2 separate regions of the Homo sapiens genome follow, and region 2 is linked to region 1. A link is an interaction called in ENCODE POLR2A ChIA-PET data of the cell type or tissue named here. Cell type or tissue: GM12878. All regions are shown on one strand. Links, peaks and the distances in the headings refer to the core of each region. The heading gives the core; the rest is flanking DNA. Region 1 overlaps LOC107986634 (a long non-coding RNA gene). Region 2 overlaps LOC107986635 (a long non-coding RNA gene).

What was found. ChIA-PET counts read pairs that join two places held together with the same protein. Peaks named below come from ENCODE experiments on the same cell type or tissue, not always from the same donor. Only the 100,000 strongest peaks of a DNase experiment are listed, where the experiment ranks them.
Region 2: POLR2A ChIA-PET joins it to region 1 with 6 read pairs; 2 of 35 experiments call an interaction of 5 or more read pairs at or near these places.

Annotation. Positions count from the first base shown.
Region 1 is chr6:112,794,385-112,810,250 of GRCh38, reverse strand. All of the region lies in intron 1 of LOC107986634 (a long non-coding RNA gene), which reads left to right. Among named protein-coding and RNA genes, the nearest start is that of RFPL4B, 450 kb to the right of the region's middle. In GM12878, for the core only: no CTCF peak of the experiment used is centred there; a DNase peak (open chromatin) is centred at 9,185.
Region 2 is chr6:112,921,277-112,937,142 of GRCh38, reverse strand. The region is part of intron 2 of LOC107986635 (a long non-coding RNA gene); the gene reads right to left. Among named protein-coding and RNA genes, the nearest start is that of LINC02518, 500 kb to the left of the region's middle. In GM12878, for the core only: no CTCF peak of the experiment used is centred there; no DNase peak of the experiment used is centred there.

The sequences.
Region 1 (15,866 bases), core at 7,790-10,289:
GCATGGTGGCACACACCTGTGGTCCCAGCTGCTCAGGAGGCTGAAGCAAGATGATCTCTTGAGCCCAGGAGCTGGTGGCTGCAGTGAGCTATGATTGCACCACTGCACTTTAGATTGGACAAAAAGAGTGAGATCCCATCTCTAAAAATAAAAATAAAACAAATAAATAAAATAATGGATTTGAAGCATTCCAAAGGCCAAAGTGTCTTAAACAACTGAGCACACTCAGTTGGTCTTCTGGCCTCAAAGACCAGATTCCAAGCACAGGGTCATGTTCTTGAAGTAGAAGTTCTGAGCCTTAACCCACGGCTCCTGCTTTTTGTCTGTGCAATCTTAGGCAAGTCATTTAGCCTACTAGTTGACCTCCTCATCTGAAAACAAGAGTAATGCCTACAAAATAGGGTTGATGAAAGCATCAAATAAATATATATGTAGGTGCCCTGTGATGCTATTAATTACATAAGATCTAACAATTAATATGCTATTAAAATTATATTTAATATGTCAAAGCAATTCTTGATTTTCACATGGTTATCTATCACTACAGTATTTTTTAACTATACTCTCTTCTGTATCACTCATTTATATTTTGGAACAAGCAATGAAAGTGGCCTGACACTTGAACATTAATGTTCCAGCCCTCCATTACATGCAACATAGCATTCTTCTTCATTACCAACATATGCAGGCTGAAAGGCTTACTATGTACTTTATATTTTATCTTTTATAGATAGCATTTGTAAGTAGAAAAATTGAATCATCCTAGAGCAGTTTATGACAGCTTATTTGTTTTCTGCTTTTTTGTTTTTTGTTATCTCCAGTAACACTCTGATTTCATGCCACACTGAAGCATGATTTAGCATATTCTTTGTAGCTTAAAAGTAGCTAAGCACCCTTCCCTCCCACTATCGACCCCAAAGCTAGCTGCCATTTTTCAGAGTCAGCCAAAAGTGTGATGAGCTTGCAACAAGCAGGATTCAGAGAGATAACATCAAAGAGTATACTCAGCATTGCTGCACTGCATAACCCAAAGAAATGGCAAATGGCACATGAGCAGGAACTAATGGCTGATGTCTTATGGTGCATGACAGTGATTTTCCAATTGTTGGCCACATGGGTTTGGAGGTTATTATTTGGGAGATACATTCCATCCATACACAGAAATTATAATTACTGCATTATTTCAGTCTCAAATTATTTAAACCAGCTTTATTTGATTTGCTTTTCATTTCTTCTGAGTTTATAAAATAGATAGTTATCATAGATAAGTGTATGTGCACAAAAGTACATAAATAAAAGAGAGAATTAGAACCATTTTCAGATTCTATTTCTACACTGGTCAGTACATTAACTCAACACTAATAGTTTTCCAATCTCAGGACAAAAAGAAAAAATTTTATACTGAATTTAAATGCCAGGGTTTTTTTTCTCTCTTGCAGTGAAAGTTTTTCTGTTGGCACATAAGGAGAACACAGGCATGCCTTCTGTAATGAGTGAATGCAGGAGGATTCATTAAAGCATCTTTTATCAAAATTGAACACAGTTTCAACATTCACAAAATTACTATTAGTGGACTTATGGGTTTAACTCCTCTGAGGTAAATAAGCACTTTGATTCCATTTTAACTGCGAAAACATTTGCTAAGCGAGTCTACGACACTTCTATGGATAGTATCTGCTTCATCTCCCTGAAGCTTCTGGGCTATATATAAATCTCTCTTTTCTATCATTTAGTGCTACATAAAATAATGCTAGTAGTGTTTGCCTGTCACTAAGTAATAATTTTAGAGAAAATAAAAATCAAGATAAATGTAAAACATACTCGAATAATTTATTTAGGAGAGGAAAAATAAATGTTACTGTACACCTTGTTATTTTAGGTCCTCCCAACCAGCTCAACAATTGCTTTCAGTCTTTCACTGTCACACACACACACACACACACACACACACACACACACACACACCAGCCTCCTCCTATCTTGATAATTTTATTTTAGTTTGCTACTTAATTTGAAGTATTCAATCAATGGAGGCTAAAGAATGTTTATGTGAGCTGGTGATTCTAATGCATACTTGATTTCTATTTTTATGGAAAAATCTGGACAAGTCACAAGTTTCAGGTTTCTCTTTTATGAATTGAGTTTAGCAATTCTTTTGGCTAACTTACATATCCTGAACTCTGTTACAGGTTTGTACACACACACACACACACGTTCCACATATCACAGCAAATTTATTAACATACACGAATTATTTTTTGTAATTAGACTATTATTGTTATTAGCATTCTTTTAAAATATTCTTTTTTCATTTTGGAAATAACAAATTGCATTATAAACATTTCAGAAAAGGTAACATAAAAGAATTACCCATAATTTCCACAGACCAACCATTATAATCATTTTTATGTTTCTCCAATCTGAGACTAAAACTTGGATCTCAATGTCTCCAAACTGTATTTTTTCTGCTGTGCCCTCATCCATATATTCTAGAATTTCAGCCCAATTTACATTACCAAAGCCTTCTCAACTTATCTTTGAAACCATTGAAGAGGTCTTACAAATATTCTCAAGCCCCAAATTTGGGTAACCAGGAGGGATTCCATAGACCCAACAGTTCCTGGTCTGTGAGATGGCTGCTTTAGAAATGCACCATTCCCCTCTCACATTGACACTATTGCCATTGAGCCTGTTTCAAGCCTGCCAATAGCCGAAGCAGAAAAATACAGCATCACTGTATAGCTGACAATGCTTCCTGCTATTGCTGTCAAAGTTTCTGGCATCAACTTTGCTGAATCCACTCATGCTGATTTGCACTCTGAATCTCCCAGAGGGATTTTAGTAAAATGGCTAGGATTCTAGATTCCTCTTCCAAGATTAAGCATAAATCCATAAAGATGGGGCTAATAGCATTGAGGATAGTAGTGTTGGTGATGATACTGATGACCAAGCTAGTCATCATCAGTGGTGCTATATACAGAAGTAGCCCTTCCCTCCAGCATGGCCCACTGTCCTTGAGCCTCTTTTCCAGTTTAGGCAATTTGATGCCAGGCAGTATTTCAACAAAGGCAAGACCTATCAGAACTCTCAAGTAAGCACAAGTTAGGCTCATATCAGGACACTCCATTCTGTTGTATTCCACTCAGGAATACCATGTTCCAAGCACTGGGCTTGGGGCTAGGAATACAAAGTAAATAAAGTAGTTACAGTTTTATCCATACGGAGTTAATTATAGTTTTTGGCGGGAAGAGAAATGGTAAACAAATATTGGCAATATTGATAATGAATATCATAGAAAGCAAAGTATAGGCTGCCATGCGAACCTATAGAAAGAGGATCTAATGTCAGGCATAAACTGCAAATCAGCTGTCATGTGTGAGTGTGTGATTGTGTATGCATGTGGGGGGTGTGTGTGTGTGTGTGTATATATATACACACACAGTCCCATGTCCCTATTTTGCCCCAGGTATGACCATGCCATCACATAGAATGACTTCATGAATTTCAGTTGCCTACTCGGCCTCTGAAGGCAGCTGAGTTGGGAGTCCAGACCTAGTGAGTCAAAGAAGACATCACAGATGTAACACTTTGAGAATGAGGTGGAATTACCCATAAAATATGGGTGTGGGACACTGGAAAATAGTATTCTAGTAAGAAAAAAAGACCTGTATATACAACAAATAATATTCACAAAAGTGTCAATAATAAAAATCATTTCTATCAGTCTCAGGCACTGGTCTAAGTACTTCATACGCATTTTGTAATTTGGTCGTTATATCAATGACATAAAGAAAATACTATTATTGCTTAACATTTTAGATGAAGAAACTGTGATACAGAGGTCAAGTATGCCAAAGTTTATATACAGTCAGCCGATGGTTGTCTCAAGATATAAATTCATTTTTGTCAACTTCAGAGCATGAACTCTTAACCACTAACTACACCAATGTTTTTCAAACTGTGGGTTCTGATTCATTAAAGGGTCATGAAATCAATTTAGTGAACCAATTGCCAAGTATTTTTTTTTGTAAATATAATAGAAAGAAATGGATACAAATAATAGAGTGCATTATAGCTAAAAAATATTGTTTGGTAAAACTTTTGTTTCAGTAAAATATGTGCATGAGGGTAATGTAAAAGGTAACTTAATTTTTTTGGAGTCAATAATGTTTGAGAAAGACAACATTATTCTTATTGACTCTCCAGCTCTGACACAGAAAAATAAAATGAAGCCTAATGTCACTGTTGCATTAGAACAAACAAAGGACTATGAAAGATTTTTAGAAAGGCAGGTGGGACGTGCATGATGAAAAATTTTGTAGGTTGTGCTATAAATTTAAATTTAATCTAAGGGCAATAGAAAGATACTAAAAGATTTAGTTAAGAGAGCTATGTGGTATGTATTTTTCAAAGATCATTTTGAAATGAAGTGAAATAAAAAACAGAAATATTAGTAAGGAAAACATTTTAATTACCTGGAGAAGCAAAGTGATGGCTTTGATATAGGTGTGGCAGTGAATGTGGGGAGAGATGGAAGGAGGATAGAGGTATTTTGGGGGAAGAACTGACAAAACAAGTATAGGATCATTTGCTTTGCTTTTATTTGTACCTTGTTAATTATAGATCCAATTTTTAACCTGCCCATTTGTCTAACCATGAAAATTATTTGATATAGTAAAATATTATTTAAGATTATTTTTAAAATATGTAATATTCAGAATCATTAATTATAATTTCACAACAAAAGTAATGTAAACTAACTTTAAGAAATAAAATATGCACAAAAGAGTTTGTGTAGTAAAAACTAGAAATCAACCCTGAAGAAAAATGCTTGCATAAATGACACCTGTATTAACTATACGTATTATTCCTTTCTCAACTAGGTTGAGATAAAGGCTATATAGCTGCTCTGCTTTATGCAAAATCACTTAGACCTGATGTTCATGGCTGCATATAGGTTTGAATGGAATCCGAGACCAAAATTACAATTCTGTCTGGTAGTAACTTATATTACACTAACTTTAGTTCAAAAAAAAAACCAAACACCTAATTTTCTAAAACCCAAAAAAAGTGAGAGAGAAGGAGAGTGAGAGAAGAGAGACAGAAAGGAAGAAGGAGTGAAGAAAGGGACTGAAGAAAGGGAGGGAGGGAGAAAGGGAAAGAAAAGAGGAAAAAAGGAAAAAAGAAAGGAAACTTTGTAAATAAGTCTATTATTTTAAGGCCAAAAAGGTCAGTACTAACCTAATTAAATAACTTTTTGTTTTATCTTTTTTTGGTTAATTACTTAAATGCATGCTCGTATTTGCCTATATGGAACCAAAGAGCTTCTCAAAATCCTAAGCGATTTATATATCCTTAAAAAGCTTGGTTACTACACTTTATCCAATATAATTAAAACCAAAAATGATGACTATGCAATTTCTAGAATAGGGATAATAATACCTATATCATGGGCTTGTTCTGAGTACTGGGCGAATTTATGCTGCTAAAACAGTTTCTACATAATTAGTATTACGTAGGCATTTGAAAAAGAAAGGAAGCAAGGTAAGAAGGGAGGATGGTTACTCATTGATATTTCTATTTCGAGAAATATTTTCAGGAAAAAAAATGTAGGTTTGTTTATTTAAAAGATGCATTAACAATTGGAAGGGGCTGATTTTTATCAATGTGTTTCCAGAATTACAATGTTTTTAGTTTAAAAAAAAACTGTAGAAAGAATATTCGTACTGCTTCATCATTCTTTAAGGATAAGCCAGCACCTGTTAGCACTATTGGCAACATTGTTTGCACCACCCATTTAGTATGCTGATAATTGATCCTGAAGCTCCTTACACTGGAAATACAATCTGCATGCCTAGAATGACCCTCTAGTTCCATGACTGTTTCACTAACTGAAATATTTTGAGTTATAAAATTATTATATTTTAGTGTATTAATCATGTTTAATACATTTATGTGGAAAATATGTTATCCACTTTTATTTCCAAAATTATTTTTGTCTAAGGTTTTTTCCTTTGTAAAAATAAGATTCTCCTTGTTTTTATTTACATTATGAGGCAAGAAGTCATACTAAAATAAAGACAAAGTAGAGAACTTTCACATCAAAAAAGAAAGTTTGATAAATGAGCCTGACTAGAAGTAACTAGTTTTAAAGCAGTGCCTACTGCTTCAATTTGAAGGAAGAAATAATGAATAAGTATCTCTATATGTATAAGTACATAAACATATTTATGTATGCATACACACATATATGCACATGTTCGCATTATGTGAATTTATATTAAAATTAGTCATTCATATTTGTATTAGTCTGGACAAACATGCAAATATAAATATACATATATAATCATAGATGAAATAAAAATGATAGTATCATGTAAATAATCTATACTTGCATAAAAACCATAAAGTGTTTTATCTTGAGATGTCAGTGAAAACTTAAGAAGTCTCAGTTATGCAGATTTAGTCTATCTTATTTTTTAAATTAAACACAAAATAATAATAAGCATCATCATTTTCTGAGTGGTAGTCATTATCAGGTATTTTACTAGAAGTTTTCAACGTATTACCACATTATATCCTAAAACAATTCAGTGATCTAGGTAAAATTATTTCTTTTCAAGGTAGAAATAGTGAAGACCCGTAAGTTACAACTGAAGTATAAAGTCTCTCACCCTAATTTTAAAATATCTCATATTTTGCATCATAATGGATATAGCATTTTTTCAGGCAGAGCTATTTGAAAATCCAAAGTTTATTGTCTTTTCTTCACAGTTGACTCCTGTTGATGATGATGATGAAAGCGTCCTCTACGTTGTCTTCTGTTGCATTTTGTAATTGTACTACATATACCATTTTATTACATGCAGGTCCATTATCTATTTTTCTGTACCAAATAATGCATCACACTTTTACATTTGAGTATCAAATAAATTGCCACATGTAATGATATTTCCTTGTGGATATGTCTTTCCTCACCCAAAATACTGTATTTCCAATGTGGGCCAGAGACTATAAGCTATAAAGTGAAGTCTATAGCAGCTAGGTCAATGCAAAGGACACAGGTGTTCATTAAATACCCATTGTCTCATAAGATTATCTGTCAAGAATGTTACCAGAGGCATATAATAGTGTACCCAATCCTTCAGCATGAAACAACTTAGTAACTTTGGAGTACGTTTATTTAATCAAATAAATCTCTCTTCCCCTCAATGTTTAAATCATTTTTCTATTTAGGTATTAGTCAAGATTAATGGTATAATTTGTAACATTCATTAGCTTAACAGATAGACTTGGTGAAGATCATAGAATCATTGATTTATACAGATATTTTCCAACTCCCTTAACACATAGTATGTAAATATGAAAACTTTATGTAAAATACGCATCAAAAAATTGTACTTCTTGGTATTACTTAAAAAACAAAAGTCATTACTCTAGAGTTGGTAAAATTTAATACATAAATTATCAATAAAGGGCAATTTATCACTGATAGTTTTAAGTCATCATATAATGTAAGATTAGCTAAACAGAAATAACTTAATTAATATTAAAACTTGTTCACATGTGCTCACATATAATATATTAAGAGATACTTGTTTAAACATGTATTTTTGGCTGAGAGATCATAAAGTATATTTTTCTACATTCAAGGAAAGGACAAAACGAACAAATAACATTATTAAAGATGAATGGAAATTTTAGATAAATGAGAAATTCAATGTGAAGTAATTTACTTTGAGTGAGAATAACTTTCATTTCTGTGTAGCTACGAAATCTCAGAGGTCTTCTGATGAAGAAGCCCTTTAAAACACTGCTGCCTTTTCTAGCATGTTAAATGCTTGGACATAACCCAAAATAGTCCACATCCCTGTAAACTGAGAACAGGATTCATCATATACTAGGAATGCAGGAAAATGAGGCACAGAGGAGGAAAACACATGTGGGATTTCACAGGGCACATTATGAGTCTAAGTTGCTCTTTGTATTCAAACTTAAGATAAAAATCCAGAGCTTATAAAATCAAAAGGCCTGATACAATAACAAAAGCCATGAAGGGATTTTCAGGCTTCTTCCAATTCTGGTATATTGAATCAGTTCAAATGAAGAAGATGGATATTTAATTGGTTAATCCTTGAGTAAAATTTCACTTTTATACAGCTCAAATTCTATAGATAGAAAGTAAGGGGAAAGGCCAAATTTTTATTTAACTGATACTGTGCATGATTAAAGGAATCACTGAAATGATAAGCTTGACTTTATAGATTATTCATACAAAGATAAGGCAATTAGGCATAAACACATACATATAAGTGCACATTTTAGTCGTTCTCTCCCTCTCCCAACCCTCTCCCCTCTCTCTCTCTCGTGCTCTCGCTCTCTTTTTCTCTCTCTTCCCCTCTCTGTCTCTCTCTGTGTCTGTGTGTCTCTATCTCTAAAACCTGTATAATGAATCTTAGAACTATTGAAACTGTAGCTTTCATGGATTCCAGTGCAAACATGATTGTTTATAAACTATTTTCCCTATTATTTGTTTTGGGGACTATGTTACAGAGGGTTGAGTTTGGTAAAAACATAAACTTAGATACAGCTTTACTGTTATGAACTGCTTTCAGTGTATCAATTTCCAGAATCAAGGAAGAAATACAAGCTTGCTATAATGCCTGTCTTCCTGAAAAAGGCCTTTTACAGAATTTAACTAAACCTGACAATAATTTACCATATCTTCCTGAGTGAAATTAAATATAAGAAAAAAGCCCCTCCTGAAGAACTGCATTGCATAGTTCACTTTTTTAAGGAATTTTAGATGTTGATCATTTATCCTAAAATGTTTGCTTGAAATATTTAGTTCTTTTGAATGGAAAAAAATTACTTATTCCCTTCTTTATATATAAATTAGTCTAAATAGAAATTACATAAAATTTCAAAAGATTCATTCAAATCTTTGTCTGTTACTTTTTGTTATGAACAGCAATTTTTTAAAAAGTAATATAATAATTTTGCATTCTGGTTATTATTCAATACAGAATTACCTATTACGTGTTGTCTCTGGGGAAGTATAAAGAAGAAAACATCATTCTGAAAGTCAAGACCAAAAAAAAGAAAGTAGAATAAACTACCACAATTCTTTTTCTCAAACATTTAGTTACTATGTGTTTTGAATTATATCCCACAACTTCCTCTCAAATTAACTCCCTCCCTGTGGTTCACTTATTTGTCCACTCATAGAACAATTTTGAGTGTCTCCCATGTTTTATGTGTTAAGCTATTGTCTGAGTACATGGAGATTAAATGAGTGGTAGGCCTCACCCCCCAAAACATCTAGCAACTGTAGGAGACATTTAAAAACTGGCAATAAGAACATAATTGGAAAGGTGATCATGGTAGAGGCCCATAGTTACAAAATTTCTCAAGAGCACCTCACTTTATCCAAGAAAGTTAACAAAGTCTTCAAAGAAAAGATACAATTTAAAGTCTTTAATAGCAATTATTATTCAAGAAGTTTGAAATGTAAATTAACAAAAAGATACTGAAATGACTCAAAGGTGCCAGAGAGTATGCCTCATCAGAAAACTGCAAGAATTTCTATAAAGCTGGTTAAGAGTGATCTCTTGAGGTTGTAGCAAAAGATTAGATGGAAATGTAAGTAGGGTACAGATAATAAGGGCCCTGGTAAATATCTAAAACTTTGGACTTTTACCTAACTTCAAAAAGGAGCCACTAAATGATTTTAAGCATGTGTTAATAAGACTTGCATTTTAGAAATATCACTCTCACAACTATGTGGCTGATAATCCGACTGGGGTTGGGGAAATTAATTAAAAAGCTGTTCTAGTATTTTAGAGAAATAAGGCAGGTCTGAGCTAATGAAATCTAGTTGAAATGGGGAGCAGAGGAAAGATCTGAATGCTATGTGGAACATAGAGAAGATGGGACTAGGTGACAGATTGGATGACATAAGAGAAAAAGAAGAGTTTAAGATTACCCTCAAATTTCCAACTTGGAACTGAATGAATGTGATATGATTCTTTAAGATAAGAAATACAAGGTTTGGAAGTGAGTTTGGGTTGAAATATGGTGAGTACAATTTTTGAAATATTATTAGGTCTGAAACAGTTTCATATAACTAGGTAAAAATGTTGATTAAGAAACTGAAAACACAGGTCTAGAACTGAAGACAAAAACGTCAGTTGGAGGGTGAGCATCTGTAGTTGATAAAAAATATTTTTGTGGATAAGATCTGTGTAGAATATTCAGAACAAAATAAGCAAAAAGCTACCATCACATTACATTTCAGTGTGTTAACTATACATTAAATTTATGTCAGAAACATTTCTTAAAAGAAAGGCAGAGAGAGAATAATGAACCCAAGCATTTGTTATATTGATTTTCCCATTGAGAATATCAGAGTGTATTGATATGGTCATTGACATGACCCAAGAAGGAATAGTTTTAATTTCCATGTCTGTTAAGCCAGTACCTAAGCTCTCCTTCTCAGATGTTCTATTAAAGGTTCAGTGTCTGTCCTTTTATGTGTGATTTGGATTACCCATCTGCTATTTTATATAGAAGCAGAAATGAAATGGAGTGGCAAAATAACTTGTTGAAGTTCATCTGATATATTCAGATGAAAATCAGGCCTAAACATTAAATAAGGTTGACATTACATTTATCATTATTGTGAGAAAACAAAATGAGTGAATCATATTAAATACTGCAATGTATCAGCATGTATATTTTAAAGGCCCCAGAGAATATGACTTGGTTATCTTTGGCTAAAATAAATAACAATAGCAAAGTCACTCCTATGTGCTCAACAGTTCATTTCCTTTTGTTCCTAGGAACAAATTAATCTACATTTTCCAATGTCTTGCAGTTAGATGGGCTTGAATGATTAAACTTTGTTTAATGCAGTGTAGGCAAAAGTGAAGTAAGTCACTTCCAAGCAGCATTAGTTTCCTGTTGCTGCATAAGAAATTGCCACAAGCTTAGCAACATTAAAAAATACAAATTAGTCCCAGCGTGGTGGCTCACGCCTGTAATCCCAGAACTTTGGGAGGCTGAGGTGGGCAGATCATGAGGTCAAGAGATCAAGACCATCCTGGCCAACGTAATGAAACCCTGTCTCTACTAAAAATACAAAAATTAACTGGGCGTGGTGGTGCACACCTGTAGTTCCAGCTGCTTGGAGGCAGAGGCAGGACAACTGCTTGAACCTGGGAGGCTGAGGTTGCAGTCAGTGGAGATCGCGCCACTGCACTCCAACCTGGTGACAGAGCAAGATTCTGTCTCAAAAAAAAAAAAAAAAAATACAAATTAGGGTGGGTGCAGTGGCTCACGCCTGTAACAGATCACAAGGTCAGGAGTTCAAGACCAGCCTGGCCAATATGGTGAAACCTCATCTCTACTATAAAAATAAAAAAATTAACCAGATGCGGTGGCTCACACCTGTAGTCCCAGCTACTCAGGAGGTTGAGACAGGAGAATCACTTGAACCCGGGAGGCAGAGGTTGCAGTGAGCCAAGATTGTGCCATTGCACTCCAGCTTGGGTGACAGAGCAAGATTCTGTCTCAAAACAAAAACAAAAACAAATTAGTTATCTCACAGTTTCTTTAGGTCAGATTTTGGGGTGTGGCATGACTGGATACTCTGCTCATTATTTCCCAGGATATTGACAGGTTAGGGAGGTGGTGCCTGTTGTTCTTATATGGGGCTCCAGGATGTTTCACGTTCTTTGGTTGTTGGCAAAATTCATTTCCTGAAGCTGGAGGTTGAGATCCTAATTTCCCTACAAGCTGTCTGTCTGCTTCAGATTGCTCTCAGGTCTTTGTCATGTAGACCCTCTAGCTTCAATTCTTAATTTTCATTCTTCTATCTTAATTTTTTTTTTTTACTTTTTTAAACTTTAATTTTAGGTTCAGAGTACATGTGAAGGTTTCTTATATAGGTAAACTCTTGTCATGAGAGTTTGTTACACAGATTATTTCATCAACCAGTTATGAAGCCTAACACTCAATAGTTATTTTTGCTGCCCCTTTCCCTCCTCCGTCCTCAATTAGGCCCTAGTGTCTGTTGTTCCCTTCTCTGTTTTAATGAGTTCCCATCACTTAGCTCCGACTTATAATTGAGAACAAATTGTATTTTATTTTCTGTTCTTGTGTAAGTTTGCTAAGGATAATCGCCTCCAGCTTGATCCATGTTCTTTTTTGTGGCTGCATAGTATTCCATGGTATATATGTACCACATTTTCTTTATCCAGTCTATCATTGATGGGCATTTAGGTTGATTCCATGTCTTTGCTATTGTGAATAGTGCTGCAGTAAACATATGTGTGCATGTGTCTTTATAGGAGAGTGATTTATAATCCTTTGGGTATATACTCAGTAATGAGATTACTGGGTCAAATGGTAGTTGTGTTTTTAGCTCTTTGAGGACTCACCATACTGCTTTCCACAATGGTTAAACTAATTTATACTCACACGAACAGTGTATAAGTGCTCCCTTTTCTCTGCAACCTTGCCAGCATCTGTTACTTTTTGACTTTTTAATAGTAGCCATTCCGACTAGTGTGAGATGATATCTCACTGCGGTTTCAATTTGCATTTCTCTAATGTGCAGTGATCCTGAGCTTTATAAAATATGCTTATTGGCCACACGTATGTCTTCTCTTGAAAAAGTGTCTGTTCATGTCCTTTGCTCACAAACTAACTAATCCATAAAATATCTCATGGGTATTCCATTCACTTTCTCTTTCCTGCCTTCTGGCAGATGCAGAAACCCAGTGGAATCCTCTGAGGCCTTGAAAGATAGTGGACCCACCAGATGGAAGGACCATAGGTCCCTAAATGAGTATCGCTACCATCTACTCTCCCATCCCCCACCTTCTTGCATTGCTCTGGGAATGAGCAAGAAATAAACCTTTATTGCATTAAATTTCTGGAGTCTTTGTTACAGAAGAAAGCCTATTTTGGCTAATACATAAATAGGTATCAAATTATAATGGGACAATATGGTGATATATATTAAGAGCTTGCTGTTTTGCTGTTTTACAGCTTTTTATGTAGTCCTTCCTTTCCCTCATAATTAAGGTAGCATCTCTCACTTTCTATATGTGGTGGCCTCGAGCACAAAGCTTGATTTTGAGCCAAGCTAAATAGATTTTTTAAATTAAATGCGGACAGTAGTTTTAAGATTAATGTGCTTTTGATGTGCAATATGCAGCCTTTATAGAATAAAAAATGTTACTCTTGGAATTACAGATAACTGGCCTCTGCATATCAAGAGCAAAGTTGTGAGGTTCAAGATACAGGCTATGAATCATGCATCAGAGATTAGTGAAATACATTAGTTTTACTCACCTAAAAGGAGAAAAAGTATGATTGCAGAGGGAAGGAGGAAGATAGAGGGGAATGTAGTGTGATACTGTCTAGGTTTCTGGGAAGTAGAGAGACCACATCCCTGGAGAAAATGAAATCCTCATAGAGAACCCCCTTGTGCCACAGGAGGTTGAAATTGTCAAGAACTACAGCTGATGGAGGTGCTTAGGTGCATGCACCAGAATCAGTGGTGGAAAAGCACCTGACAGTTCTAAAGCATTCTCTAAAATAATCAGCTGGCTGACAAATTTGTAGGAACTGAGAGTGAGGACAGGGACCCATAGCACATTGGAATTTGACCAGTAGAGGGTAGGGCTGGGAAAGTGAAAACACAAGCCAATGCTGAAGACCAGGCAAGATCAATGACACCTTGGTGGAAGCTGCTAAAAATGGATGATGGCACTCACTGAAGACCCTCCCCGGGAAACAGAATAATATGTTAAGTACCTCCCCCATCATAATTTACATCACCTCCAGGGAGAGGGGGAGAAAATAAAGGAAGAGAAGAAGTACAGATTAATTTAATTTGAGTCTTCATTTTTAACCTGGAAGTCACTAGGCTTATGAATTGTCAATATCAGACTTTCCACAACTAGCTGGACTAGAGGCCCAAATAGAGGCCCAAATTGAGTCACTATGGAGAAACACGTAAAATAACATCTATGAAGACAAGATGTAATATTTTCCCTAAATGACTTGATGGAATACTTTTTAATTTATGTATCAATAGCTACTGATATTAAAAAAAGAAGGAAGAGAAAGAAAGAAAGAAAGAAAGAAAGAAAGAAAGAAGAAGGAAAGAAAGAAAGAAAGGGAGGGAGGGAGGGAGGGAGGGAAAGGGAAAGAAGAGAGAGAGAGAGAGAGAAAGAAAGAAAGAAAGAAAGAAAGAAAGAAAGAAAGAAAGAAAGAAAGAAAGAAAGAGAAAGAAAGAAAAGAAAAGAAAAAGAAAGAAAGAAAGAAGAAAGAAAGAAAGAAAGAAAGAGAGAGAGAGAGAAAAAGACTTCCCAAATAAAAACCTTCTTAACTTAATAAAGGAGACCTACTGAAGCATAGTGATTTTATGGCTTCCTATTCTTCTACCTAACTCTTAAATGTTCCCTTAGATTTTATCCTCTGCCACCTTTGTAGCATACTCCAAAACCCATTCTAAAGAAATCTCATCTAGTAGTGGTGTCAAGAAGATGGTGGAATAGGAGTTCTTTGGCTTCACCCTGCAACCTCAGAAATCCAACTAGCAACTATCCACAGTCAAGGCTATCATTGTAAATACCCCAGATCTTAGAAATCAGACTGATACACTCTCTTAGACTATAGAACCAAGAAAGCTGCTATTGAATGATAAAATGAATAGCTCTCTTTGACTGTGCTACCCCTCCTCCAAGCTGGCACAGCACCAGATAATTCCTCTGGACTCTCGGTTTCTACAATGGGAAAAGTGAGTTGGAGGCAGACATTCTGCTCCCCCACTGTTCTAGAACTGTTCATGTGAGGCTAACTCCTGTCTCATTCCAAAAGAAGCATTAGAAATACTAGCAGGGCTAGACTCCCTGGGGTCAGTTAGAAAAAAAAATGAAAGTGGGGCTCACAGTGACCAATGCACAGTTCTTGGTGGTTTTTCTACATTCCAGCCAACAGCAATGCCACCCCAAATAACCAGCCAATAGCATTGCGCTGAAGGAAACATGGTTCAGGGGTCTTTTAGAATTAAACGCCTAACCAATTTTCCCACAGAGCCTGGATACTCTCATTAGGTCTTCCCTAGAGCAAGAGGTAGCTATAGGTAAGCAATTACCCATAAAGGGAACATCTGAACCCACTCAACTCAAGAGGGTGCTCCAACTAAGTTCAAATGTTTCCATTAAGTATTCAAAGCATGGAGGCAATTGCAGGTCAGTAATTACCCACAGAGGGAGCATCTGGCCCCACTCAATGCCAACCACAGTGTGGTGGCTTTACCAAATCTTAGTGCTCTGCATAGGTATACCCTAGGCCAGGAGGCAAGCCCAAGTCTACACGTATCTGTGGAGCATAGCCTCTGGCCCTGCTCATGTTGTGTGGCCAAGCAGCAACCTAGAGACCTCATCCAGCCTCAGAACCCATCACATAGAAATGCCCAAGTACAGATTCTAAATAACAATACCACCCATTCAAGGAAGACAGCCTGCAACCCTGCTCAAACAGAGATGATTAGAGACCAGCCAGCATTCCCACCTGACAACAAAGTTCAGTTAGTGGTTTTAATGGACCATGGAGCACAACCAGCAATACCATTTAACCTCAGATCACAGAAATGATCCAGCCCAACTAGAAAATCTGACACCAAAGTCTGCTTTTTCATGTTGCTACTAGTCAACCCATACAAAATCCCAGGCTAAACTAAATAGTAAAGGCCTATCACCACCAAAGAACATCTGCAAAGGCCAGAGAAGACAGACATTTATCAAATGTACAGGCATAAATTCAAGGACACAAGGATTATGAAAACTCAG
Region 2 (15,866 bases), core at 4,723-7,222, 130 kb before region 1:
AAAACTGCTTCTGATGGTGTAAATGATAAATTCCTATACACTGTTTTACTAGAAGTAGTTCTTTTAGCAATTGTATGACAAAACAAAGGACATTTCTTCTATACACAAAAGCTATCTTTTAATCCACAGATTGTTGTTGGCTTCTGAGATACTAGGTACAAATATTTAGCTTAGCCTCATAAAATATCGCCACTGAAATTAGGTGGAGTTCTGATTGATTTAATGCTGAAGAATGTGGTTTATTATAGCACAGGCAACTGAAAAAGTATATGAAATAATTAAAATTGGAATCAGACACACCCATAATGCTCACTAGAAAACAATATAATTAAAACCACACGGATATATCATATGACCTTGACCTAAATGGAGTCAGTCTTGGACAATTCAGCAAGGCCTGTTTATCTTTGCCTTTTAATATTTTTGCTCATCCTTCTTCAGTACTGAGAAGAAAAGCAAATGGCTTATTTTTATTGGAAAGCACCCAAACATCTGTACATGGGTTTCTACTCTACTAACCATCCAACTAGAGCTTGGGTCACTTCCTAAAGTATGTGCAACTCTGTATGCCTGTATGCAGACTCAACAAGGTGGGGCAAAATCTCATTTAATTTAGACAGCATGGTTATGTAACTTAATTAAAAAACTCTTTCAAATATTACATATTCAAGTTTAAACTCTTCTATTTGCCTGTAATTCCTAACGTTTAATGATTGTTTACTTTTAATCTAAACTATTTGTTATGTACTTGCTAATAAAAAAGATAATTCAATTGCTGTTAGTATTTTCCTACCTTCTCTTTCCATCCCATTTTGTCCTCTACCACAAGAGGCCCGATGCACATCCACGCAGACACCACAGCCTGCATGTTCAAGGTCTTTTCACGTCCCTTTAAACGGCGGCCCTGTAGCCATCCCTCAGGCCTAGAGTTGCATATACTCTAGTGTGTAATCTGCCATCGGAAAATGGATCTAGGGAGGAAGACTGCAAAGACTCTGGAACTGAGCTTGGGGCACTTATGCCAGAGTTCCAGGTTCCTGAACTATGGTTTAGAAATGGCAGCAGGCAGTTACAGCCTCTGAGTAAGTTCCCTTGATCTATAAGATGTCTTACCCTCATAAGAAGGGGAAGACCAGAAGAGGATAAGAATAGACTCCTTTAAAGTATGGACGCCCAAGGCAGGGCCACTATTACCTGGGAATATAGAGATACAGGAAATGAGAGTCACAGTCAAAGAGAGAGTGAGCTGTGCCACCCCTTTGGAGAGCTCTAGTGGAGGCAGCTCTGAGTGAGAGGTAGACTGAGCCAGACTTTTTGCACTTAAGCAGGGAGCTAGAGAGAGCAGGATTAAACTCCTATATATTATAGATTGGACTTCTTGCACTTCTTATATTCTTTGTATTTAAGCCCTTAGGTATTGGTTTTTCTTAGTGTTATGCAATATATTTTGTATTTTTCAGCCTATCTTAGCTGTGCTGTAGAGAGCTATCAATACTTGAATCAGTACATTTAAAGGGGTCAGCATCTCCGGGTGCAAGTGAAATGTGACAGAAATAATCAAAGAGAGAGGATATTAGGGGGAAGTGAAATTGAAGAGAGCAAGGTCCAGATCATTCAAACTTTGTACAAAGATAACCCTGAAAGTCCTGAGTTTAATTAAGAGATAATTTCACTTCTCTCACTTAACTTGTAATTTGATTTTTATATCACTAAATTAATCTGCATAAATTTATGATACAGACAATTTCCTAGCTCAAAAGGGATATATGTCTCCCTATTACCCACTATATCCTGTCTAATGCTTCTTTCACTCATTTAATATTTATTCATCATCTACTGTATATCAAGGACTGTGCTAGGCAATGGAAATACAAAAACAAACAAAATAAACTTGGTCCTGACCACACTCAGGATGCAGTAGAGATGCTAATAGGTAAAGATGATAAGTACTGTGTAATCATAAAGAAAAAGAATAGAGTGTTAGGGAGAAAGTAGGAGACAGAGAAAGTAGGAAATGGGAGAAAGCAGGAGAAATAAGTATTGGGGAGAAAGTAGGGGAAGGAGGAAGGTATTTGCCAACTTCAAATAGGGGAGACTACATTTAAGCAAATACATAAGAAAGAGAAGGAATCGACATTCACAAAGGAGGAAGAAGAGTGTTCTAGGAAAAAGAACAGCATATGCAAAGTCCTTGAGGTGGGGTTATTTGTCTTTTGCAGAAGTGAAAGGACAGTGATCCTAGAGTGTAACAAAGAAGAGGGAGAATGATGTTGGTATTGGCCAGGGACCAAATTAGGCAGGATTTTTTGGCAATATTCAGGAGTTTGATTTTCTTTCTCACAACAAAGGATTGTCATTGAAGAATTTTCCACAAGGCACTGGCATAAACTGTTTTATATTTTATGAAACTCTCATTTGCTGTGTTGTGAAGAGTGAATTAGAATGGATCATGAGTTGATCCTAAAGTACTATGGAAGGCTGGAATAGGCCAGTGAGAAACCATATGGTTTGGTTTTATTTCACAATAGAAATTAGGGGAATTAGGCAAGTTTGAGATATATTCTGGAGGCAGAATCTGACCAGTTATGTGAAATTTCTCCACTAAGCTGCAGTTTCATAGATACAAATTTGGAAGAAAATAAATCATTGGGATTTTTCTGGGGAGATCACAAAAGCAATAAAAATATTTACTGACAATGATTAGAATATGAACTACAGAATTCAAACTGGAAAAGAACAGATGGAAAGAGAGGAGAGGATTAATGGATGAAAGGAAAATTATGGGGTCAATAAGTGTGAAATGTGAAATTTGTGGAAAAAGAGTAATAGTGTTGATATGAATCTGTCAGATTGTTTGTTTGTTTGTTTGTCTGTTGCATGCCAAGAAGCCAACTGCATATCCCTTAAATGTTAAAGGGAAAACTATAACCAAATCTTGGATAATACATAGCAAAACCTCATGGAAATTCTAGAAGAGGCTCATGAGATGACTCAGTGAAACCACCACTCATTTCTGTTTATCTTTGCTCATTTGTTTTTCATCAATGTCCAAGAGATAGGCTTTTTTTCTGACTTCAAAGTGTATTAATATATCTCTAATTATCATTCACCCACATTCAGAGGACAGGGTAGATAAAACATATTGGAAAATTAGAGAAGTAACCATGTATCAATAAACCATACAGCTTGAGTAAGAGAGCTAGAGGCCCAAGAGGTTGTAGTTGGAGAGTGGAATGTTAGAAAACTGTGAATTCAGAAACAGCGCAATTTCAGATGACAAGAAGGTGTGATATGGGGTGGGAACGGAGTACTGCAAGAGAAGTTCTTGTCAGGGAATCAAAGCTATTCATTATCTATTGAGCAAAGTAAGAAACAAAGGATTTTTCCTGCCTGGGGTGTGGGAAGAGCTAAAGAGCAAGAATCAAAATGAAGACTGCCAATCAGAAGACCAAACTGGAGGTCATGGAAAGAACAGACAGGGAATTTTGTGGGTTAAAGATGGTAAATTTTTAATCTTAAAGGAGCACTGTATTTTATGGAGCAATGGAGACAAATAAGGAGCAATGGGGACACACAGCACAGGTCTCAGCCCCGCACTGGCCCCAGTGGCCTATCGTTCCCTTTATCCCTCCAGGTTTCTGCATTATCCCTTGCAATTCTCCTATATCTTCTGATACCTTTGTATTTAATCCTTTCGCAAATGAACTCTTGTTGGAATTTGGGTGTATCATTAATTTCCTTTTAGGACCCTAAATGATCCAACAGTTACTCTAAAACATCTTGTTCCCATTTTTCTCTTTCATATATGTTGGTAAATAACAATTGTATTAGTCTGTTTTCACACTGTTGATAAAGACATACTCAAAACCTGGCAATTTACAAAAGAAAGAGGTTTAATGGACTTACAGGTCTACATGGCTGGGGAGGCCTCATGATCATGGTGGAAGGTGAAAGGCACATCTCACATGGCAGCAGACAAGAGAGCTTGTGCAGGAAACCTCCTCTTTTTAAAACCATCAGATCTCATGAGACTTATTCACTACCATGAGAACAGCACAGGAAAGACCTGCTCCCATGATTCAATTATCTCCCACCAGGTCTCTCCCACCACACATGGGAATTCAAGATGAGATTTAGGTGGGGACACAGCCAAACTATATCAATAATGATTAAATGTTGGGTAATTATAAATAACCCAAAACTGTGTATATATCATCTAATACTAGATATGCAGTAGATTGTGCTACCTCCATATTAAGGGCAAGGAAACTAAGGCTCAGGAATGTTAAGTTGTGTAGTCAGTAAGTTGCAGAACCAGTCTGAGTCCAACACCTGTACTCTTAAATAAAATTGCTATACCAATTCTGACAAGGGGAACACCAAGAAGAGAGGGCCTCATCTCTGCCCATAAGGAGAGAAGCATATTTTTGGTTAAAAAATTAATTAATGTATGTGTGTATGCAGGGACGTATGAATGTATGAATATGTATACAGACACATACACCATACACATATAAAACTTACAAGTAATAAGTGATGATTTTCTTGGGTAGATGTAAACAGCACAAGTGTTTAAAAAAAGTGTATGTATTCTAACGAAGAAGGAAGACAAAAGAAGAAAATGGTATACATTCTAAACAATGAATGTTATTTGTTTTTTATCTACAAACAATGTGCCTTGTATTCTTTGGAAATGAAAACTACTAGAGTTTTTGAAACTTTTAGTTATAAAGGATGTGCGTGTGTGTGTCTGTGTGTCTCTGCAGTGTGTGTATGAGTGTACGTGCGTGTATTCTTCAAACAACAAACTCGTTGGTTGGTATAGAAAAAATCCACTTGAAAACTTGCCTGAATTTTATCAAAATAGGTCATGGCTTTGTGAAGTTTGCTTGATGCAAGCAGCATTTATTTTAGAAGTAGGAAGGTTAAGCCATTCTTTGCATATAGATAGTCACACAGGAAAATAGCTCAGTAAATTCAAAGCATGAAGAGCAAAGTTGTTATGATTACATTCTATTTCCATTTCATCTGACCTTACGGTGTGTGCTCATTATTTTCTGCTGCTTATCCAACCCATTCCCTAGTCCCCCTGAGTCTGAGGTCAATGCAATGGCATTTCCCCTCGAGAGCATTATTACCTCACACCCTATAATTGGCTAGTGGAATTAAAGAGATTGTGGTTATGGGAACAGAAAATTCCCCCTTTGACAAAAATGCAGAATTGTCATCGTTTGATTTACTTTTAGCCATTCAAACATTATTCAGTATTACAAGTTAAAAAAACATTATTTTATTATTTTTTCTAAACAAAATTTGAGATGTTTGCTATAAAAGTGGGCTGGCTAAAAACGATTAGAAAATACATTAACAACTTGGAGAAATTCCAGATACTATCAATCCAGACACTTTTGTTGTAGAACAATCCTTCGACATCATTTATAATTCATGGGAGAGTTGTTTTCACATAAGGGAAGTTATCTTCCAAGGTCATACAGAAGAGAGCATACAATATCTGACACAACAGAAACTGACAGAAGGAGTGTTCTTGGGGTTTTAAATTTGTCATTTTATCTGTAAAAACACAAATATGTTTTTTATAAAATAGCCCATTTATGATATGGCATTTCTGTTGTCAATACTTTACAGAAGGTGAGAACAGTAGTTGGTGTATTTCAGGGAAATTTTTGAATCTTTTCTGACGATACCAGAACTAGAAAACTAAGTTGAAAATCCTACCATCCCCAAAGTGCATCTCTTAGGAGCAGAAGCTGAGGTGCATAAGTTTTTCCTTGGTAATCTTGTAAACAATAACTCTTAACCACTGGTGGCAAGGGGATGTGTCCATTCAGTACCATCAAAGACAGTTGAAATCAAAGAAACTGAAAATGGACGTCAGTTGGGTAGAGGCTACCCACTAATGAAATCTAATACAGACATTGATAAAAATAGCTTTCATATTCATTGAAATTGGATAGTTCATATAGGCTTTTTTCAATTATATTTTAGATTGTTAAATAATTAGGTACTGTTACTTCTGATTACTTGGCAGAATGCAAATAGAAATCTTACATACATGCCATGCCCTAGAGAGAAAGAGCAGGTAGAAAGGAGAGGAAGATGCAGAGGGACAGGGAGAGGGAGGGAAAGGGAGGAAGAGAGAGAGAGAGAGAGAGAGAGAGAGAGAGAGAGAGAGAGAGAGATTAGGAGATGGCAATGCGCAGTGCAGCTAACATTCTTGTAGAATATTGAATATTTAGCATCCTTCACACTTTCTGAACACCAAACAAGATTTCTGGGGTCAAGATTATTCCAAGTACAGACTTCCCTTTGTTTCATTCTAAGGCTTAAAAAATGGCCTTTTTTTCTTAGGACAGCAGCATTCCTGAAGGCTACAAACACAAGAGAAGGGAAAATGTTCATGAATCAAATCAACCAAGTTGTGTTTGTGTGTATTCTATGAACTGTAGACAATGTGGAAGAAACAAGAAGTGTATAAGGGACTATTTTGAAAACTGAAAGAACTGAGCTTTCAGATGCCAAGAACACCAAAACATACAAGGCAACTAGGGATCAGCCGGAGCACAAAGTCCAGTGAAATCTAAAACCTCACTCTTCGGGGAGGCTGAAGACTTGATCCAAATTGTACCTCACTTTTCACTAACATGCTGGGCTCCTCTACCTTGGGTAACTTTAAACCATATGGACCTCAGCTGATTAATCTATTAATGAGGAATATGTTCTAGATTAGGGATTAGCATGCATGCTGGAGTCTTCCCTGTTCCTCCACCCACACCACCAATAGGCTTGGATGGTCACACCTTTTCTTGTTGAATCTAAAAATGCTGCATGTACTCTGTTTCATGTGTATGACAGAAATATAAACAGGAAGATGGGAAAAGAAGGTCTTAAATTATAAACTTTTATGGTAAACAAACTGGTTTGGATTAATCTTATCCTAAATCAACTGGTTTCTTAATATCTACTATGCATGAAAATAACCCTGGAAGATTTTCTTTTAAATAGCAGTGTTCAATTCAAGCCTTATCTTCAAAACTCCAAATTCAGTTGTTTTGGGGACAGAACCTGAGTATCCCCTTTTTGAAAAGCACCTCTCATGAATCTTATGTCCTGAAAGGGTTAATAACCATTAATTTGAAGGGGGAGTGGACCTAAAGGGATCAAAACAGTCACACTGGACAATACTTCCCAGGTAAGCATAACAAACAGAAGAGAGAGAGGGAAATACCAGGAGAGCTTGCTGTGGTATGTCTCTGTGTAGGAGGAAGGGATTTTGTTGGGCTTTAAAGGTTTAAGCAGGATCTAAATAAATATTGAAAAGGGGGGAGAGAAAATTTCAGATTGAGGAAGCAGAATAGATAAAAACCACAAAAATGAAAAGCAATGTCATGAGCAGAAAGATGTTAAGGCTGCTCATGTTGTGAGCTATGAGAAATTAGATCTGCTAAGTGTAGGGAAGATATTGAAATTGACCAGCTTTTATCCTTTGAAGGTTCTTTGAATTGTTCCTATGCAACTGACGTAGGAGTGTTACAAAAGCATTCAACCTAAATTTTAAGTGACTGAATAAATAAGTTTTAAATACTTATAGAAAAAAAATCAGTCTTTTGATCTGACCAACAGAGAAGCCCTTACTCTAGTAGGAAATGCTGGTAACTAGAAATTCTGCTCTTCTTGTTTAGATCCTAGAAGGAAATATAAATTGCTTCTGAAAATGTTTTCCTATGAAACCAGTGTAAGAATTCCACAACCAGTGAAACATAATTTAACTTAGTGCTAATGTTAGAGAAAACCCATACCATAAGGGTTCTTTCTTTTTTTATAACAATGTTGAAACCACTGGGGCAGAAAATGAAATTATTTTATACATCATTATGTCACCATAAAGGCTAACAGAGAGCTTTATAGAATGTGAGTATTCAGTACATGTATGAAATTAACAAAATATAATCAGTTCAGGGTCCCTCTGTTTTCTTTTCCAATTACTGCTTTTTTGTTTTCTAGCATTTGAGTTCTCATAGCTGCATCTTTTTCCTAATTAAAGCCTTTTTGTTTGCTGTTTTCTCAGCCAACATAAATCATCCATCCAACAAGCTTCTCAGTTGAGGAAACATTTCTCATTTAGGATACATACAGTTTAGGATACATTTCTAAAGTTATTTGTAAGATAATATGAGCTCTTAAATAACTTGAGAAAAAAATCATTTAACATGATGTAAAGCATGATAGATATACCTAGACCATGAAAAAAGAGCTTTACACATAATTTCTTTGCTATTTAACTTTGGGTTTTCTAGGCTGCTAAAAATAACCCAGGCACACCTGTGTTATTAATTGATACTTTATACTGTAGAGTTTGGGTTATACTGTGTTTCCACTTAAGTGTTGATGGCTAGGCAGCTGCTTAAATTTATCTGGTACATTTGAATGATTTCAAGTTAGCAGCATTTTCCATGATTAGCACAGTAATAATAATAGTAACTCATGAAATGTAAAGCTCTTCATTTAGTTCTGTCAGTGATAGATCATTATTGTTAATCTTGGCCTTTCTGCTTCCAGTAACTGCCACACAAATAAGAGATTGCATTAGGTAATAATAATAATAATAATAATAATAATAATAATTCAACAGAATCAATGCTATGCATAAGCATAGAGAAGTTGTTTCTCAAACATTTGCTACTCTCCCTTTTATAGGCAAGCTGGAAATCATATTTTTTTTCCTACAGGCTGTAAACATTCATGAAATGTCTTAATGTCACTCAGTATCCTCCAATTTATATTTTTTAAAAAACATATGTTTATGAACCCAAAACTGAGAGTAATTCAGAAGTTTGGGGTTTGGATCAGAATAGGCCCAGACAGCTGGTGTCAGCTTGGAGGGTCTCCTAAAGAAGGCACATTCAAAGGAAAAAAGTTTGTTTTCATTGTGAATGGATTCCACTTAGATCAATAATTTCTCAGTATTAAACTAAGCCAAAATTTTCCACTTCTCATCCAAATTGCTGTTGGATTTTTTTTTAAACTCATCCATCATCTTCCTATCTCACATAATACATTTTCGTTTTATTATGTATTCCCTTCTAGCCTTTTAACCAGTAAGTTTTTTAGTCATATGCTATGTATATATGAGTATTCTGTAAACACAAATATATTTCTTTGTATATTTAGGAAATAATATTAGCATTATTTCAATATGGCAAAGAAAGAATGTCCAGTCCAACTAGCCATCTGTTAGACTAGATGTTTTTATGCTACATCCCTGTAGGGATTGTCTGAGTCAGGCATGAATACTCACAGTGATGAATAATTCACTACCGCTGGAAATCTTTGGATAACTAATTCGTATTTGAAAATTCTCTCTACAATGTAGTAGGATACTTTCTGCATATCGTTCTCTCTCCAGTCTTTAACAACATTAAGATAGAGTCTAATGTGTCTTCCACATGCTAGTGTACATGCTAGTCACACTTCTTGCAGTAATTCCTCATATGACATAGTTTCCAAATCTATCCCTTATCAAATAAATTTCTTCAAGACATTATCTTTCTAATTACAGAAAGATGCATCTATTCAGAGATGCAAGTATTAGAGTATGTAAGCAAAATATGTAAGGCAAAGTATTAGCTTGGATTTTTGTTTGGTTTTGTTTGTTTTTGGTCTTGTGTCCTTCTTGTTGACTGTATCAAAGTTTACCATTGAATAAAATGACAAGTTATGTAGTTTGGATGTTTATCCCAGCCCAAATTTCATATTGAAATGTAATCCTCAATGTTGGAGGTGGGGCCTGCTGGGAGATGTTTGGATCATCGGGGCGAATCCTTCATGAATGGCTCGGGCCATCCCCTTAGTGATAAGTGACCTCTCACTCTCAGTTCATGGGATATCTGGTCCTTGAAAAGTGTGTGGCACCTTCCCTCCTGCCCCCACTCGCTCTCTCTCTGTTTTGCTCATGCTTTTGCCATGTAACATGCCTGCTCCCCCTTTGCCTTCTGGCATGGTTGTAAACTTCTCAAGGCCTTCCACAAGCCAAGTAGATGTTGGCACCATGCTTCCTGTAAAGCCTGCAGAGCCGTGAGCCAGGTAAACCTCTTTTCTCTATAAATTACTCAGTCTCAGTTATTTCTTTATAGCATTGCAAGAATGGCCTAATACAACAAGGTTGCTAGCCAGTTGAACAGATACTGTTAGTTGTTCACCATAACTCGTGTTCACTACAACCATGGTTTATTCTTACCAGTTGAATTTCTAATGTATTCAAGTATCTAGCATGAGAGAAGATATCTCTATCCTGAACTTAAGGTTAAATCAGAGTCCATGTTAATTATGATGATTTGTTTTCCTTGTCAGAATTGATTAAGGAGTAGCCATGTGACCCAGGTCTAGTCCATGAGATGTGTGAGAAGCCTGCTGTGAGGGAGTAGGGAGACAGGCTTCTGAAAAGTTTTTCTTACAAGTGAAAAGAGAACACATAAAGGAACAGATTCTGTGGGACACTATCTTATCTGCCTGTGATGGCTGGAAATATGACAGCCTTCTTGTAAGCATGAGGTGGATTGAGCAGATGACAGACAGACACACAGATGATGACAAATCAGTTCTTTTTCATTTGTTTTTAAGGTTATTGAGATACAATTTAAATAGAGTAAAACTACAGATACATAAATCTATGAGTTTTGACAAATGTGTATAGTCATATAGCAATATCACAATCAAGATATAGAATAGTTTTATCACCCCAACAAGTTCCCCATGCCTCTTCATAGTCAATCATCTCTCCCCAACCCTGACCATTGGTAACCACTGATATTTTTTCTGTCATAGTTTTGACTTTTTCAGATGTCATATAAATAGAGTTATATAGTATACAGCCTTTGAGTCGGGATTTTAAAATTTAGTATAATAAGTTTGAGGCTCACCCATGTTATTACCTAAAACAGTAGGATGTTCCTTTTAATTGCTGAGTAGTATTCCATTTTATGGACGTGTAATGTGAACATTGGTTCTTAATGGTATTCAGCCACAGAATTAACCAGATTGAAAGCCATCCTACTCTGGGACACATTGATAGGTGAGATTTTTTTTCTTTTAAACTATTTTGGTATTTTTTGTCCAACTCATTCTAGCTGATATATCAGATTGATCCATTCTACCACAAATAATGTCAAGGATTGAGTTCAAATGTAAGATAGCATGTTGATTCCTGCTGAGCATTTCACCTAAATGCTGAGTCATTCCAAGTAAGTTTGTCTAAAATTACTATCTATAGCCTGTTCACTTAAATTCTATTTTAATAGATTGGGCACACAGTGGCTGTCAAAATTTGTTTTGGCCCTGATTTTGTCATTTAATATGTATGCTATTCTATTGAGTTTATCCTGCTATAGTTTGGGTGAGCCTACCATCTTTTATTTTATTTATTTATTTATTTATTTATTTGTTTGTTTGTTTTTTTGTGAGAGGGAGTCTCGCTCTGTCATCCAGGCTGGAGTGCAGTGGCGTGATCTTGGCTCACTGAACATCCCAGGTTCAAGTGATTCTCCTGCCTCAGCCTCCCGAGTAGCTGGAATTATGCCACACCCAGCTAATTTATGTATTTTAGTAGCAAGGTTTCACCATGTTGGCCAGGCTGGTCTTGAACTCCTGACCTCAAGTGAGCCACCCGCCTCAGCCTCCCAAAGTGCTGGGATTACAGGCGTGAGTCACCGTGCCCGGCCGACCATCTATCAGCTAATACAACATATCTCTATAACAAAAATTACTTACATTGAAATCCAAGCATATTGTCTTTCATTATATTTTTTCTTTCTTTTTAGGCAATGCATTTACCCTTCTCAATAGAGATGAGCATATTATTCCAATTGTTTTTAGATTTTCCCCAAACCTATTTTTCTCTTTGGAATGCTTGTTCTTAATAATGTATAGAGCTAATCTAAATTAATTATTCTCCATACTAATGTTCAATTATTTGGGCAAAATTTAAGATGTTTACACTCTGCTAAATATTTTACTTATATTCTCTCAGTTAGTCTTTACAATTATTATCTCAACTGTACAGATGAGGAAACTAAGGCTTAAATCTCACATCACCCAAGGTAACATGCCTTAAATAAAATTATCTACATTCAAATTTACAAAATGTCAAACAAATAAATTATTTACAACAATGTGTTTTCCTTTTCAAATATGACTTTTGTAGCTATAAGGAGAAGGTTTAATTTTATTTCATTAATTTCTCAATATTTTAAAAAATAAATATATCAGTCTTCTACATTAAAACCCAATGGCTGCATTCAGTATAAATGTATTTATATGATTTTGTGTCTATTTCATATTTTGCAAATTGTTCTAGCTAAAAGCAGAGTAGTATCAATACAAATGATTATCTATACATATGGTGGCCCCCTAGCATCTAACAACATTCTTCAATAAGCCTCTACATCTTGTCACTCATGTCCTGAAATACAGGTCTATGTCTCAATAGATATAATAGTTGTATGCAGCTGCTCTGCCATTTGTTTTTCCTCATAGATGGAATATTGAAGCCCCAAATCATATACTAAAAGGACACTGACAAAACAGAGAACCTTCTGCAGGCACTTTACAAAATTTCATTTATGACATGATACAACACCATGAGGTTATTTTCTAAATCATCTGTTTAAGCAAGGGCATCAGTACCCTTTCATAGCAAGACATAAAGCAGGTTGCCCTGGAGAGTTCACTGGTATCCCTGCCCAGTGGCCATTTTCCCACTAATTTGCTTTTACAGTCAGTCAGGGTATTCAGTCCTGTCTCCATTAATCATCTCCAGGGGAATGAGCCAACAAAGGTTATGATGCTCTGTTTTAGGATGTCAGTTTTATTTGTCTTGAATAAAAAAAATCTCCTAGACAATTAGCCATGGCAATTCCAAAGCTGACAATTGGAGGCCTTTCTTCAATTTAGGAAAGAACCCTGGGAAATGACAAGAAAGACCACAAAGTAAGGGAATTTCCCTATTCTAGTTATGCTGAGACTAATGTGAAATGTGTACAGGAATATCTCATAGACATTGTGGGTTCAGTTCCAGACAACCACAATGAATCAAATATTGCAATAAAAAAAGCTACACAAATTTTTCGGTTTCCAGTGCATATAAAAGTTACACTATAGTGGCCGGGCACAGTAGCTCATGCCTGTAATCCCAGCACTTTGGGAGGCCGAGGCGGGCGGATCACGAGGTCAGGAGATTGAGACCAACCTGGCTAACACGGTGAAACCCCGTCTCTACTAAAAATACAAAAAATTAGCCGGGCATGGTGGCGGACACCTGTAGTACCAGCTACTGGGGAGACTGAGGCAGGAGAACGGCGTGAACCCAGGAGGCGGAGCTTGCAGTGAGTGGAGATCCCACCACTGCACTCCAGCCTGGGTGAGACAGCAAGACTCTGTCTCAAAAAAAAAAGAAAAAAAGTTACACTTTAGTATAGTGTGCGATAACATTATAGCCAAAAATGTACATACTCTAATTAAAAACATTTTATTAAAAAATGCTAATGATCAGCTGAGCCTGCAAAGAGTCCTTATCTTTTTGTTTGTTTGTTTTTTGGCTGCTGAAGGTTGAGGTTGCTGTGGCACTTTCTTAGGATAACAATAAAGATTACTGAATGCAATAGCATGCAATGCATTTTGATAACATTTTACCCACAGCAGAATTTTTTTTCAAAACTAGAGTCAATCCTCTCAAACCCTGCCACTGCTTTATCAGCCACACTTACGTAAATTCTAAGCCATTTATTGTCATTTCAACAATGTTCACAGCATCTTCATCAGGAGTAGATTTCATCTCAAGAAAACTACTTTGTTTCCTTATTTATAAAAAAAATCTCCTCATCCGTTTGCGTTTGATCATGACATTGCAGCAATTCAGTCACATCTTCGGGCTCCACATCTACTTCCAGTTCTCTTGCTATTTTTACCACATCCACATTTACTTCCTCCACTAAAGTCTTGAACCCTTCAACACCATTCATGAGGGCTAGAATTAACTTATTTCAAACTCCTGTTAATGTTGATATTGTGACCTCCTCCCATGAATCACAAATGTTTTTAATGGCATCTTTCCAGAAGGTTTTCAAGTTCAATTTACTTTGACCAGATCCATTAGAGGAATTAATATCTATGGCAGCTACAGCCTTATAAAATTACTTCTTAATCCATGGGCTGCAGAATGGAGGTGTTATTAGGCACGAAAACAACATTAATCTTCTCATACATCTTCATCAGAGCTCTTGGGGCACTAGCTGTCTTGGCAGTGAGCAGCAATATTTTGAAAGGAATCTTTTTTTCTGAGCAGTAGGTCTCAACAGTGGGCTTAAAATATTAAGTAAAACACGCTGTAAGCAGATGTACTGTCATCCAGGCATCATTGTTCCATTTATAGCACACAGGCAGAGTACATTTAGAGTAATTCTTTAGGGCCCTAGGATTTTCAGAATGGTAAATGAGCATTGGCTTCAACTTAAAGTCATGAGCTGCCTTAGCACCTCATAAAAGAGTAAGTCTGTCCTTTGAAACTTTGAAGCCAGGCAGTGACTTCTCCTTTGTAGCTCTGAAAGTTCTAGATGGCATCTTCTTCCAATAGAAAGCTTTTTCATCTACATTGAAAATCTGTTGTGTATTGTAGCCACCTTCATCAAACATCTTAGCTAGGTCTTTCTGGACAATTTGCTGCAGTGTCTACGTCAGCACTTGCTGCTTCACCTTACACGTTGATGTTACGCAGACAGTTTTATTCCTTAAATCTTAGGACTTATGGACCAACCTCTGTCAGTTTCCAACTTTTCTTCTGCAGCTTCCTCACTTTTCTCAACTTTCATAGAATTGAAGATATTTAGATTCTTGCTCTGGACTAGGCTTTAGTTTAAAGGAATGTTGTAGCTGGTTTGATCTTCTATCCCGACCACTAAAATTTTCTCCATATCAACAATAATGCTGTTTTGCTTACTTATTCATGTGTTCACAGGAGTAGCACTTTAATTTCTCTTAAAAACTCTTCCTTTACATTCACAACTTAGCTAACTGGTTGGGGCAAGAGGCCTAGATTTCAGCCTATCTTGAGTTTCAACATGCCTTTCACAGTAAGCTTAATCATTTCTAGCTTTTGACTTAAAGTGAGAGATGTGTGATTCTTCCTCTCACTTGAACACTTAGAGGCCACTGTAGGGATTTTAATTGGTCTAATTTTTGTTGTTGTTTGTTTGTTTTTGAGACGGAGTCTCACTCTGTTGCCAGGCTGGAGTGAAGTAGCGCAATCTCTGCTCACTGCAAACTCCACCTCCCGGGTTCAAGCTATTCTCCTGCTTCAGCTTCCTGAGTAACTGAGACTATAGGTACATGCCACCATGCCCAACTAATTTTTTTGTATTTTTAGTAGAGACAGGGTTTCACCATGTTGGCCAGAATGGTCTCAATCTCCTGACCTCATGATCCACATGCCTCAGCCTCCCAAAGTGCTGGGATTACAGGTGTGAGCCACGGGTCCCAGCCTCCTTAATTGGTCTGATTTTAATATTGTTAAAGTTAGAGAATAGGGAGGCCCAAGAAGAGGGAGAGAGACAGGGAAGTGGTCTGTCACTGAAGCAGACAGAATATGAACAACATTTATTGATTAAATCTGCTGTCTTATACGGGCACAGTTCATGGCACCCTGAAACAATTACAATAGTATTATCAAAGGTCATTGATCACTGATCACCGTAACAGATACAATAATAATAATAAATTGAAAATCGTGTAAATTATCAAAGTGTGACACAAAGACAGGAAGTAAACACATGCTGTTGGAAAAATAGTGTCAATAGACT